Regions from separate parts of the Homo sapiens genome. Here region 1 is linked to region 2. A link is a contact called in ENCODE Hi-C or POLR2A ChIA-PET data. All regions are on one chromosome and are shown on one strand. The core of a region is the stretch at or near the end of the contact, and the rest is flanking DNA. Distances in the headings are between cores, read along the strand shown. Region 1 overlaps ALOXE3 (arachidonate epidermal lipoxygenase 3). Region 2 holds the start of SAT2 (spermidine/spermine N1-acetyltransferase family member 2).

Region 1 (7,193 bases), core at 4,598-7,097, 460 kb before region 2:
TTGCCAGCAGAGGCAGTACTGAATTTGGGTTGGCTGGCTCCTACGTCACAGTCTGTCCCCTACTCTGTTTGGGGTTTGGGTGCTGGGGGGCCTCGTGTCAGGATCATGGGGTGGCAGTTTGGGGCAAGTGTTTACAATGGCTGCAACTGGGTTGTGCTACTAGAAGCCACCTTGACTGGATTTGCTGTTACATGTGGTCCTCCGTTATTCCCCATCCCATCTGAATGTCATCCTGACCTCTTACCTGATGTCCTCCCAGAGGCCCCTGGGCACCTACCCAGATGAGCACTTCACAGAGGAGGCCCCGAGGCGGAGCATCGCCGCCTTCCAGAGCCGCCTGGCCCAGATCTCAAGGGACATCCAGGAGCGGAACCAGGGTCTGGCACTGCCCTACACCTACCTGGACCCTCCCCTCATTGAGAACAGCGTCTCCATCTAACCACCCCCAAATACCACCCAAGAAGAAAGAAAGGTCCAAGCATGAGGAGGACCAGTTCCTCAGGTCCTCCAGACCCTTCCATCCTCCCTGTTCTCAGTTCACCTGAACCTTCTCTTCTGCACATGGAGACTTTTGCAGCCAAGATGGCTCTGACATCATACAAACTGGGCCCTGAGCTGTGAGAGACCAGCACAGCAGCGTCCAGGTTAAAAGCCGCTGACCAAAGTCCAATGCACAATAGCCCCTCCGAAAGGAAGGAACCGCTTCACTTCTTGCCCCACTTGGGGCAGCCTCTTGTTCCAGCCTCTTGGAATGCCCAGCTTGGGTTTCTGAGCTTTTCTCCCTCATCCTCCCCAATCCCCAAACTCCTTCTCCTACCATGCCTTTCTACGTTCTCTTTCTTCCAAGCCTAGAGCCACCAGCCCAGCTTCCTTCTCTGGAAAAGCCTGGAAACTGGGCACAGAAGGACTGTGTGCCTGGGTCTAACATGTGGTCCCCTTTGTCCCTAGCACCTTTAAGGGGAGGGGAAGAATTGGAGGGCAGCTTGCCTGGACCCCTAACGGCTGTTCTCAGGAACAGGTTCCCAGGCCTGGGGTGTTTGTGGAGATCTGTCTTTCTCCAAAGATTTCATCCAACTCCCCTTTCATCCCACTCCCTTTCATCCCATTTTTTTCTTTCTGTCCTTGAGCCCAGTGAGTTCAATAAAAACCAAAATATTTGGCTCTCATTTTGTTTTGCTGCTTTGATGTGTGTGTGTGTATGGGTGGGTGAGGTTGGGGGTGCCAGGGGATTGCAGTGAGGGGCAGCAGTGGATCCGTGGATCATCTATTCTGGAGACAGAAGTGTCCCGGCTCAACGCACTATCCAGCCAAGCCATATATTCCTGCCCTCACCTTCCAGAGTGCATCATCAGGAGGTGAGGGAATGTCTGGATTCAGGGGACTGAGAAGTGGAATAGTGAGTATTTTGTGAAGCCTCAGAGTCTGGGTAATTGTTAACGTTGCCACCGAAATCCAGTTCTCCTCCTGGACACATGGAAGGCTCAGCCTCTGGCCCTCTTGTGGATGGGTACAGTCACAGGATGAGTTTTGGTTGAGTTGGGAGCAGAAGGGATGAGGATCGTCTCCAGGCCACACGGAGACCCCTGATTTCCTTCTCTCTGCCTCTCCCTTCCGGAAGCACATGTTGAGATGGCACTTGCTTGTGTGTCCAAGGGACTGTAGAAGAGGCCCCCGCTGACTGAGCCAGACATGGACTGAGTGAGAAATAAACTTGTCAGGTGAAGCCACTGGAATTTGGGGGTTGTTACTGTGGTATAGTCTAGTTGATCCTGGCCACATGGCTGGTAATATGGGGAGTCTGATTTTCTCCCTTCCAGCCCCACAGCCCTTAAACATAGAGATCTGTGCAGCCTCAAGTCAGTCTCCCCGGTCTTCTTAATCCACAGCCGCCCAACACCCTGGTTTTCTGCTTCCCCAGACCTCAGATCCAGCCCACCTTCCTTCCTTCCTCTGCCACCTGAGTCAAATTCTGTGCCTGACCCAACCCTGGTCATGGCCTCTCTCTGGCGGGATCACAGTGTCTTTGGACAATGACAGGGTAACTGCTCCCCCATCCCTGTGGTGCCCGTGGTAGGGGGATCAGATGGTTTTAGTGTCAACGTAATAGGCGACCCACCCAGAGCTTCACGTGGCTGGGGGCTTTGCGGGCTGCAGTGTGTCTCAGCCCCAGTGCAGACCATGGTCAGTGTTCGTTCCTGGAGTTAGTGGGGATCCACAGGCTGCCTTGGCTGGGGCTGCCATTGTCTAAGAAAACAAAGAAATCATCTAAGAATCTAAGAAATATCTTAAATCATCTAAGAAATATACAGCCAGGCGCGGTGGCTCACGCCTGTAATCCCAGCACTTTGGGAGGCTGAGGCGGGTGGATCATGAGGTCAAGAGAGCGAGACCATCCTGGCCAACATGGTGAAACCCTGTCTCTACTAAAAATACAAAAATTAGCTGGGTGTGGTGGTGTGCGCCTGTAGTTCCAGCTACTCCGGACGCTGAGGCAGGAGAATTGCTTGAACCTGGGAAGCGAAGATTGCAGTGAGCCGAGATCGTGCCACTGCACTCCAGCCTGGTGACAGAGACTCCATCTCAAAGAAAAGAAAAGAAAAGAAAAGAAAACAACATGTGTTTTCAGTACAACCGCAGCTCCACGAAGAGCTCCACGCCTAACCACATTTCCTCCCTAACTAAATTGCCATCCCAAAGCCCTGGCATATTGAAATTCTGGGGCGGCCAACTGTCCCATTACATCCCAGCCCAAGAATCTTCTCTGTTGTCAACCAAACCACTTCTCCCTTTGCTCGCGCGCGCGCGTGTGTGTGTGTGTGTGTGTCTGTGTGTGTGTTGGGGAAGGCTGTCTTTGGCTGTTGAATTTTCACTTTCTGCATCTGTGATCCTTGGAGAAGAGGATCCTCATACCACTGTGCTAAAGAGGTGTGTTTGCAGATATCTCACATGCAGATTGCAACCTAAGGACTTATCCCAAATCACCAGTTTTGTTCACTGTAGAACAAATCAAAGGACTAAGAAATACTCAGGGGCGCCCCCTTGTGGCCACCAGGGGTGAGGGTGAGGCTGAGGCTAGGTGCGCAGTGCAGGCCCCTTTGACCTTGCGCCTGGCTGCCAAGCATTTTAAATAGAGCTATGTATTTGTTTTATTTATTTATTTATTTATTTATTTATTTATTTATTTATTTATTTATTATTCTTTGAGACGGATTTTCGCTCTTGTTGCCCAGACTGGAGTACAATGGCACGATCTCGGCTCACCGCAACCTCCGCCTCCCGGGTTCAAGTGATTCTCCTGCCTCAGCCTCCCGAGTAGCTGGGATTACAGGCATGCACCACCACACCACCCCGGCTAATTTTGTATTTTTAGTAGAGACGGGGTTTCTCCATGTTGGTCAGGCTGGTCTCAAACTCCCAACCTCAGGCGATCCACCCACCTCGGCCTCCCAAAGTGCTGGGATTATAGGCGTGAGCCACCGCGCCTGGCCTGTTTCATATTTTAAAATGGTGTATGCAAAGGATCTGATTCAATGACAGAGACGTGATAGCTCCTCAGTAAGTGACAGCTGCCAGTATTATTGTTGGGTGCGCAGTGCAGGCCCCTTTGACCCTGGGGTTGGAAGCAGCAGTGAAAAGGGCATGGGCATGCTCAGGCACCCTGTCCCCCAAGAGGATGAACACTCCTTGGGCCTCCACAAAGGCAGCATTAGTAGGCATGCCTATCCTGAAAAATGCCCCTGAGCCGGAGAGGGAGGGACCAGGGCGGGTCATTGGAATCTGGTTTTCCAGAAAGGCAGCTTGGAAAGAGATTTATTGGGCAGACACACCTGGTACACTTAGGATGTCCTGCCCTGACTCTGGGGACAGGACATGGGGAGGAGGCTCACATCAAGTTTCTGGAGCCCTGTGAGGTCAGGAGCTCCCCTCAGCTTACACTCTGCCCTCCACTGTTTTTTGGTCAGTCTAAAAGGTCAACTGGTATAATGGGAAGCACACCAGCCTCCTTCCCCAGCTGATCTTGAGCAAGTCCCTCGGCCTCAGTGGTCCCAACCTGTCAGATACATGAGTGGGACGAGAAGACCTGAAAAGCCCTTTCCAGCGTTGACATCCTAGCATCGCTTTGCTTCGTGGCTCTTGTCTGCCTAGATGCTGTTCTAGATTTTGGGAGAGCAGCTGTGAGCTCCCCAGGCACAACCCCTTCTTTCACCCTTCTTATGGGTGCTGGAGAGACAGACAATAAACGCATCAATAAACAGATAAAGATCCTTTTGGGCGGTGGCAAGTGCAGTTGGAGATACAACCAGGTGGCAGGGTAGCATGATGGAGGGCGGAGGGCGGGGAAACATGAGGGACGGTGGTCAGGGAGGGACTCTGAGGAGGTGACACTAGAGTTGAGACCTGGATGACATGAACAACACACGCTTAGGGTCGGGTGCGGTGGCTCACTCCTGTAATCCCAGCACTTTGGGAGGCTGAGACAGGCAAATCGCTTGAGCTCAGGAGTTTGAGACCAGTCCCGGCCACGTGGCAAAATCCCATCTCTACCAAAAGATACAAAAAATTAGCCAGGTGGACTACGCCTGTGGTCCCAGCTACTCGGGAGACCAAGGTGGGAGGATCGCTTGAGCCTGAGAGGTGGAGGTTGCAGTGAGCTGAGATTGCACCACTGCACTCCAGCCTAGGTGACAGAGTGAGACACCGTCTCAAAACAAACAAACAAACAAACAAACAAACAAAACCACTCTTGAAACAGCTTGAACAGCTTGGTTGAAACAGCTTGAACAGCTTGGGGGAAGGGTATTACAAACCCAGGAATGGCAAATGCAAGGGTCCTGAAGGACACATGTTCTGGGTACAGCAAGAAGGCCAGAGTGGCTGGAAAAAGGTGTCGGGAAGGCATGGTCTTGTAGACATGATAAGTCCTTGGATTCGTCTCTTTTCTTTCTTTCTTTCTTTCTTTTTTTTTTTTTTTGAGACGGAGTCTCTCTCTATTGCCCAGGCTGGAGTGCAGTGGCGCTATCTTGGCTTACTGCAATCTCCACCTCCCCTGTTCAAGCGATTCTCCCGTCTCAGCCTCCTGAATAGCTGGGATTACAGGCGCGTGCCACAACGCCCGGCTAATTTTTGTATTTTTAGTAGAGACGGGGTTTTACCATGTTGGTCAGGCTGGTCTTGAACTCCCGACCTCATGATCCGCCTGTGTTGGCCTCCCAAAGTGCTGGGATTATGGGCATGAGCCACCGCGCCTGGCCCTTGGATTCATTTCTACGGACAACCCCATTTTAAGCTCTGGTGAACTTTAAGCAGGGGAGTGGCGTGATTTGATTTTTCTTTCTCTGTGTCTTAGGAGAGTGGGTCCCCAGGAGTTAGTTGCTCCTTGCCTTGCAGGGCTTGGGGTGGGGTCAGGCACGGGGGATACCCCAGCAGTGAGAACTCAGCTTCCTGTGTGGATGGCCCCTAGTTAGCAACCCCAGTGAGTGTGAATCCTTCCCAGAAACCTCTCCTCCTCACTGGCTCCCGCCCCTGGTCCAGGAGAACCAGTTCTTCAGCCCAATGAGCACCTATCAAGAGTCACGCGTCTACGTTTTGGTCATAGCTGGGGAGTGCCCCATCTACATCCTCATGCCTGATCCCGTCCCTGTCCCTGCCCCAGCCACATTGACATCCTCAGCATCCCTGCCTCCATCTCCGTCTCCCTCAGGAACCTAATTCCCACTCCACACTGGAGCCCTGAGCAAACCCAGGGCCACCCTGGGATTTGGGTTGGAGGAGACCTATTGGTAGCAGGATATGACTCAGTTTGCCCAGTCCACTGCCCTGCTTCTCACCAAGCCTCAGCAGCCCCCTGGGGACACAGGGCAAAGGGGAGAGATTAGAAAGAGGAAGCTGGGAGAATTTGCATGGAATTTGCATCTTAAGATTTGCATCTTCAGGCTCCCAGCATCCTCCAAGAGTCATCGAGGTGGTTGAGGAGGGAGATCCCAGGGGGGAGATCCAGCTGGACGGCTTCTGTCTGCAGCCCAGGACAGCCAGCCCTGCCACCCAGAGCTGGGCACAACCCTCATCCTCAGCCTTCTCCCCTCTCCTCCCTCCCTCCCCACCCAACCCCTTTCCCTCCCCTACACCACGCCTTGCCCCTTCTCTCACCCTGAGCCCAAGTCAGCTCTCTTCGGATCTTCACCATAACTCCAAAGCCATCATCGATTCAATCCCCAGCCCTGACCTTGTCCTTGTCATTAACCCATTCAACTATGTTTTCGGTGTCTCCCAGGTACCAAGTATGACACCAGGAGATGGGGACAAAACCAAAAAAAAGTATGGACTAATTTATTAGAGAAAACAGACATCAATCAAAGATGTTAGCTATAGTGCTGTGAGAGCCATGTATAGTGAAATTTGGCTTTCCTGGAAAAAGCAATTATTGAGCTAAGATCAGGAGGAAGAGGAAACGTGACCTCAGTTTGAGAGGTAGAGAGGGAACAGCATGTGCCAAGGCCCTGGGATGGTGACGAGCTGACTTCACTTCCTTCAGGTCTTTACTCAAAAGTCTTCTTCCCAAGGAGCCCTCCTTGGCCACTCTGTATCTAAAATATCCTCCTTTTCTTTTTTCTGAGATGGATTTTCGCTTTTGTTGCCCAGGCTTGATAGCAATGGCATGACCTTGGCTCACTGCAACCTCTGCTTCCTGGGTTCAAGCTATTCTCCTGCCTCAGCCCCCGAGTAGCTGGGATTACAGGCATGCGCCACCATGCCCGGCTAATTTTTATTTTTAGTAGAGACGGGGTTACTCCATGTTGGTCAGGCTGGTCCCGAACTCCTGACCTCAGGTGATCCGCCCACCTCAGCCTCCCAAAGTGCTGGGATTACAGGCATGAGCCACCATGCCCGGCACTCCTCTATTTTTTATATTATCCTTCCCTGTTCTCTCTTTTCTCTTCAGCACTTATCACTATTTAACATACTATTTAATGTATTTGGTTACTAGGTAATATTGTCTGCTTCCCTCACTTGAAGGCAAGCTCCATGGGTGCAGGGGTTTGCTTTGATCGCATTGTATTTTCAGGACCTGACACAGCGCTGAACACACAGTAGGGGTTCGGCCAGTGTCTGTTGATGAATGAATGAAAGGCACGTGGTCCCAGACAGAAGAGAGCAAAGGGGAATGTGAGGGGTGAAGCCAATCAGGCAGGCCG
Region 2 (6,810 bases), core at 873-3,372:
CACTGCCGAGAAAGTTTCTGAACTGGGAGAGGATATTCCATCTCCCCTCTCCTCCTCTAGGGCCTGATCTAGGTCCTCCAAGATTTCTGTCCACTCGGGGAGCCTGCATTCACAGGCCTGAGGTCTAGAAACAGTCCTCCCCTGCGTCCCAAGTAGCATCCTGTATCAGGACTAGAAATGAGATAATGGAATCCTAAATTTCTAGCTGAGTGACCTTGGGCAAGTCACTTCACCTCTGTGCTTCAGTGTCCTTGTCTGTAAAATGAGGAAAATAATACTTTACGGGGTGACTGTGAAAGAGGGTTCATTGAGAAAATGCAGGCACAGTGCCTGGCATCTGGTCTGAACTCCTCCCCCAGTCTTTTCCCAGGCCTCTGAGGCCTGTCTCCCAAGAAGGTATTGTCTGTGTGTATGATTCAGTGAATATTAAGAAGGGACCTGCCCCCCGCCTCTCAGTTATCTTCCCTTATCCATTTATTACAGGGCCTAAACAGTCTAGCAGTAGAAATCACCCACTCCCTGACCCATTTTATTTTATTTTATTTTATTTTATTTTATTTTATTTTAGACAGAGTCTTGCTCTATCACCCAGGCTGGAGTGCAGTGGCGTGATCTCGGCTCACTGCTGCCTCTGCCTCTCGAGTTCAAGCGATCCTCCTGTCTCAGCCTCCTTAGTAGTTGGGACTACAGGTGCACGCACCACCACGCCCAGCAAATTTTTTTGTGTTTTTAGTAGAGACGGGGATTTCACCACGTTGCCCAGGCTGATCTCGAACCTCTGACCTGAAATGATCCGCCCACCTCAGCCTCCCAAAGTACCTGGATTACAGGCATTAGCCACAAGGCCCGACCCTCCCTGACGCATTTTATTTTATTTATTTATTTTGAGATGGAGTTTCGCTTTTGTTGCCCAGGCTGGAGTGCAATGGCACGATCTCGGCTCACTGTAACCTCCACCTCCCAGGTTCAAGCGATTCTCCTGTCTCAGCCTCCCGAGTAGCTGGGAGTAAAGGCATGCGCCACCACACCTGTCTAATTTTTGTATTTTTAGTAGAGACGGGGTTTCACCATGTTGGTCAGGCTGGTCTCAAATTCCTGATCTCAGGTGATCCGCCTGCCTCTGCCTCCCAAAATGCTGGGATTACAGGTGTGAGCCACTGTGCCCACCCCATGACCCATTTTAAAATGCAAATGACAGACCGGGCTTGGTGGGTCACATCTGTAATCCCAGCACTTTAGAAGGCTGAGGCGGGCAGATCACTTGAGGTCAGGAGTTCCAGACCAGCCTGGCCAACATAGTGAAACCCCGTCTCTACTAAAAATACAAAAATTAGCCAGGTATGGTTGCCCATGCCTGTAATCCCAGCTACTCCGAGGGTGAGGCAGGAGAATCGCTTGAACCCAGGAGGGAGAGGTTGCAGTGAGCCGAGATCGCGCCACTGCACTCCAGCCTGAGTGACAGAGTGAGAATCCGTTAAAACAAAAAAAAAGAGAAGAAAAAAGAAAAAAAAATTAGCCGGGCGTGCCGGTGCGCGACTGTAGTTCCAGCTACTCCGGAGGCTGAGACAGGAGGATCGCTTGAACTCGGGAGGTGGAGGCTGCAGTGAGCAGAGATCGCGCCACTACACCCCAGCCTGGGCGACAAAGCAATACACCATCTCCAAAAATAAATAAATAAATAAATATAAAAATAAAACATTTAAAAAATGCAAATGCCCCCAAGAGGTAACACTTCATGCTACTCAAGAGCTGCAGGAAACAGCTTTCAGAGCTGAGGGTCTTAAGGCTTACCCAGGGTCTGGGCGGGTGAGTGAGCCTGAGGCTAAAGCAGGTTATCACTGCATATGTCAATTTAAAAAGCACTGCGGGGGAGCCTTTGAACCGCGGGGTATCTCGACCCAGGTTGGGACACCCACACAACCGCAAGGAAGCCGCTTCACTCCAACCTTGAACTCTACCCAGGAGCCCAGTCACAAGATCCAGCTGTCGGGGGTGGGGCTTGGGGGGGACGCGGCCGTGCCTGTTCTCCAAGCTGATTGGCTGACAGTTGTGCCCCCTGCTGCGACAGAATTCGAGGGGGTGGGGCTATGCCCGGACAGAGGATCGCCTCGCTGGCCTACTCTCTCCTCCCGTACGGCGCCGGAATCCCAGCTCCACTTACCAGGCCGCGGCTACCCCGCCGTCCCCCCCGACTCCCGCCACCCCGCTCTCTCAGGCTCTTCAGGATCCAAGTCCGTAGGCCCTTTAAGGGGTCTAGTTGCCGTTTGCGAGGCCCTGGGACTTTGGTCCCAGACAGCGGGGATCCGGATGGCTTCCGTGCGGATCCGAGAGGCCAAGGAGGGAGACTGTGGAGATATCCTGAGGCTGATTCGGGTGAAGACTGCAGGCCGGTAACCCGGGGGTCAGAGTGGCGCGGCCAGAGCGGGGTCGTAGGAGGCGGGGGCAGGGGGAGGGGCTCGCCTTGGGAACCTGCTCGGGGAGCAGCGGGGCCCTTCTGCTCTAATCTAGCTTCCGTACCCACGCCTTAGGAGCTAGCCGAATTCGAAAAACTCTCGGATCAGGTGAAGATCAGTGAAGAAGGTGGGGGCTCAGCGCCCAGGTTCTGGCGGAGGCTGGGGAGGAAATGAGGGATGGGTTCCCCAGGCGACAGCTCCAGGCTGGGCATACACCCACGTCCTCTTTCTCTATCTCTTTGTCACAACTCCAATCTCGGCAGCCCTGAGAGCAGATGGCTTTGGAGACAATCCTTTCTATCACTGTTTGGTAGCAGAGATTCTTCCAGCGCCCGGGAAGCTACTGGGTAAGAGCACCTGGCCCTTAGAAGTCCACCTCTCCAGCCGGCCTCAGAGGTCTCCCCACAGGCTTCCAGAAGCCTTACTCCCCTTTTCTCTCTCTCAGGGCCCTGCGTGGTGGGCTATGGGATATACTATTTCATCTACAGTACATGGAAGGGACGCACCATTTATCTGGAGGATATCTATGTGATGCCGGAATATCGGGGTACTGGGCAGAAGCTGAGGCTGGGGTGGGAGCAAAGCACCCCACAGACCCCACTGTTATCCCCTGTCCCCAGAGCCCAGCCGGTGTCATTTTCTGATCCCCTTCAGCTCAAACAATAGCTATTTTTTGCCTCTTTCTCTCCACAACAGGTCAAGGGATTGGTTCCAAAATAATCAAAAAGGTGGCTGAGGTGAGGAGATGGGTGGGGCGACAAGTGAGGACCTGAAGAAGCAAGGGTATATGGAGGGGGGACCCGGGTTGAAAGAGGGAGTGAGAAAACCTTTTTCTTTTTTGACCCCAGAAAAGTTAGTGTTGTCTTCTCCCACAGGTGGCCTTGGATAAGGGCTGCTCCCAATTCCGCCTGGCCGTCCTGGACTGGAACCAGAGGGCCATGGACTTGTACAAGGCCCTAGGAGCCCAAGATCTGACGGAAGCTGAGGGCTGGCACTTCTTCTGCTTTCAAGGAGAGGCAACGAGAAAGTTGGCAGGAAAGTGACGCCATCCCTAGGAGGATCTCTGTCTTGAGTTTCTCCTTCCCCATCAGCTGAAGCACTCTTCAGAGACTACGTCCACAGACACTGATGCTGAGGCCTCCCTGGAGGAAGGAGGGTTAGGGGTGCCTATCCTCAAGTATTGGAAGAGCAGAATTGAGGGAGAGACCTTTCTTCCTTGTTGAGGGTGAAAAATAAATAAGAATTACATGTCCTGATGTGGTGTTGGGTCTTTCTTTTATTTCTTTTTTTTTTTTTTTTTGAGACAGAGTCTCTGTCGCGCACGCTGGAGTGCAGTGGTGCGAACTCCGCTCACTGCAACCTCTGCCTCACGGGTTCAAGCAATTATCCTGCCTCAGCCTCCCGAGTAGCTGGGACTACGGGTGCGCACCACCATGCCCGGCTAATTTTTAGTAGAGACGGTGTTTCACCATACTGGCCAGGCTGGTCTCCAACTCCTGATCTCGTGATCCGTCCGCCTCGGCCTCGAAAAGTGCTGGGATTACTGGTGTGAGCCACTGCACCCAGTCCAAAGTCTTTTTTTTTTTTTTTGAGATCAAGTCTTGCTGTTGTCCTCAGGCCAGAGTGCAAGGAGTGCAAAGGTTTGATCTTGGCTCACTGCAACATCCGCCTCCCGGGTTCAAGTGATTCTCCTGCCTCAGACTCCCGAGTAGCTGGGATTACAGGCGCCTGCTACCACATGCGGCTAATTTTCGTATTTTTAGTAGAGACGGGGTTTCACCTTGTTGGCCAGGCTGGTCTCAAATTCCTGACCTCAGGTAGTCCGACTGCCTCGGCCCCCCAAAGTGCTGGGATTACAGGTGTGAGCCACCGCGCCCAGCCCACAGTCTTTTCTTTTTCTTTTTATTTTTTTTGAGACAGAGTCTCGCTCTGTCACCCAGGCTGGAGGGCAGTGGTGAGATCTTGGCTCACTGCAAGCTTTGCCTCTTGGGTTCTCACCATTCTCCTGCCTCAGCCTCCTGAACAGCTGGGACTACAGGCCCCCGCCACCACGCCCGGCTAAGTTTTTGTATTTTTAGTAGAGACGGGGTTTCACCGTGTTAGCCAGGATGGTCTCGATCTCCTGACCTCGTGATCCACCCACCTTGCCTCCCAAAGTGCTGAGATTACAGGCGTGAGCCACCACGCCTGGCCTGACAGTCTTCATTTTCAATCTGGTATGCCCTACAAAAGCTCATGCCTGGCCGGGCTCAGTGGCTTATGCCTGTGATCCCAGCAGTTTGGGAGGCCGAGGCGGGTCGATCATCTGAGGTCAGGAGTTCAAGAGCAGCCTGACCAACACAGCAAAACCCCATCTCTACTAAAAATACAAAATTAGCCAGGCGTGGTGGCAGGCGCCTGTAATCCCAGCTACTCAGGAGGCTGAGGCAGGAGAATCGCTTGAACCTGGGAGATGGAGGTTGCAGTGAGTCAAGATCATGCCACTGCACTCCAGCCTGGGCAACAAGAGCAAAACTCCATCTCCAAAAAAAAAAAAAAAAAAAAAAGCTCACGCCTGTAATCCCAGCATTTTGGATTTTGGGAGGCCGGCAAATTGCTTGAGCCCAGGAGTTCAAGAGCAGCCTGGCCAACATAGGAAAGCAAAGTCTCGTCTCTACAAACAATACAAAAAAAGCCAGCACGCAATGGCATGCTCCTCTAGGCCCAGCTACTGGGGAGGCTGAGGCATGAGAATCGCTTGATCCCAGGAAGTGGAGGTTGCAGTGAGCCGAGATCATGCCACTGGACTCCAGCCTGAGTGACAGAGCCATACCCAGTCTCAAAAACAAAAACAAAACAGCAACAACAAAAATCTCAACACTTTGAGAGGTTGAGGGTGGAGGATCACTTGAGCCCAGGAGTTCAAGACCAGCCTAGGCAACATGGGCAAGACCACATCTCTACAAAATTAGGCCGGGTGCAGTGGTTCATCCTTATAATCCCAGCACTTTGGGAGGCAGGCAGATCACTTGAGGTCAGGAGTTCGAGACCAGCCTGGCCAACATGGTGAAATCCCATCTCAACTAAAAATACAAAAATTAGCTGGGTGTGGTGGCACCCATGTAATTCCAGCTACCTGGGAGGTTGAGGCATGAGAATCGCTTGAACCCAGGTGGCAGAGGTTGCAGTGAGCTGAGATTGTGCCACCGCACTCCAGCCTGGGTGACAGATGGAGACTCTGTCTCAAAAAAAAAGAAAATGGCCAGGCGTGGTGGCTCACGTCTGTATCCTAACACTTTGGGAGGCCAAGGCGGGTGGATCACTGGAGGTCAGGAGTTTGAGACCAGCCTGGCGAACAGGGTGAAACCCTGTTTCTACTAAAAATACAAAAATTAGCTGGTCTTGGTGGTGCAAGCCTGTAATCCCAGCTACTTAGGAGGCTGAGGCAGGAGAATCACTTGAACCTAGGAGGTGGAGTTTGCAGTGAGCCGAGATTGCACTACTGCACTCTGGGCGACAGAGCAAGACTCTGTCTAAAACAAACAAACAAACCCAAAGAAAACAAAAACTAAATAAATAAAATTTGCCCAGGTCAGTAACAAATGCCTGTAGTCCCAACTACTCAGGAGGCTGAGGTGGGAGGATCACCTGAACCCTAGAGGTCGAGGCTGAAGTGAGTCACGTTTGTGCCACCACACTCCAGCCTGAGTGACAGAGTGAGACCTTGTCTCAAAACAAAAAAAAAATAATAGGTTGGGTACAGTGGCTCACGCCTATAATCCCAGCATTTTGGAAAACCAAGGTGGGTAGATCAATAGAGTCCAAGAGTTCAAGACTAACCTGGGCAACAGGGCAAAACCCGGTCACTGCAAAAAATACAAAAACATTAGCCGAGCTTGGTGGCAAATGCCTGTAGTCCCAGCTACTGGGGGGCTGAGATGGGAGGACGGCTTGAGCCTGGGAGGTTGAGGCTACAGTGAACTGAGAACCTGTCAATGCACTCTAGCCTGGGTGACAGAGCAAAGCCCTGTCTCAAAAAACAAACTTTAATCACTAATGCAGAAGATAAAAGAGTATAAACTAGGAAACTTAATACTTCCAAAATTTTGTTTGTTTGTTTGAGATGGAGTTTCACTCTTGTTGCCCAGGTTGGAGTGAAATGGCACGATCTCACTCACTGCAACCTCCACCTCCTGGGTCCAAGCAGTTCTCCTGCCTCAGCCTCCTGAGTAGCTGGGATTACAGGCATGCGCCACTACGCCTGGCTAATTTTGTGTTTCTAGTAGAGATGAGGTTTCTCCATGTTGGTCAGGCTGGTCTCCAATTCTGACCTCAGGTGATCTGCCCACCTCGGCCTCCAAAAGTGCTGGGATTGCAG

The links. Hi-C counts contacts between places; a loop is a spot of excess contacts on that map. ChIA-PET counts read pairs that join two places held with the same protein, here RNA polymerase II (POLR2A). Pooled maps may share reads with other maps.
Region 1: a loop to region 2 is called in a pooled map, with 2.6 times the contacts of the local background. The contact joins the enhancer-like site here to the promoter of SAT2 in region 2. A Hi-C loop is called at or near these places in 1 of 168 maps with a recorded cell type or tissue (sigmoid colon) and 1 of 50 pooled maps. POLR2A ChIA-PET finds 5 or more read pairs at or near these places in 2 of 52 experiments (H1 and activated B cell).

What each region holds. Positions count from the first base shown.
Region 1 is chr17:8,089,873-8,097,065 of GRCh38, reverse strand. ALOXE3 (arachidonate epidermal lipoxygenase 3) reads left to right here. Exons shown (of 16, transcript NM_021628.3): 16 at 260-1,166. The coding sequence ends at 439. Among named protein-coding and RNA genes, the nearest start is that of MIR4314, 5.4 kb to the right of the region's middle. RefSeq lists a silencer at 3,068-3,147. Within about 2 kb of position 5,847, at least 2 of the 41 ENCODE cell types and tissues checked have a DNase peak (open chromatin) inside an H3K27ac peak, as active enhancers do.
Region 2 is chr17:7,623,133-7,629,942 of GRCh38, reverse strand. It overlaps SAT2 (spermidine/spermine N1-acetyltransferase family member 2), which reads left to right and starts at 2,122. Exons shown (of 6, transcript NM_133491.5): 1 at 2,122-2,373; 2 at 2,529-2,580; 3 at 2,717-2,800; 4 at 2,899-3,000; 5 at 3,150-3,190; 6 at 3,329-3,709. The coding sequence starts at 2,308. The coding sequence ends at 3,496. It also overlaps a transcript of SHBG not described here. RefSeq lists enhancers at 2,134-2,213, 2,694-2,743 and a silencer at 2,424-2,483.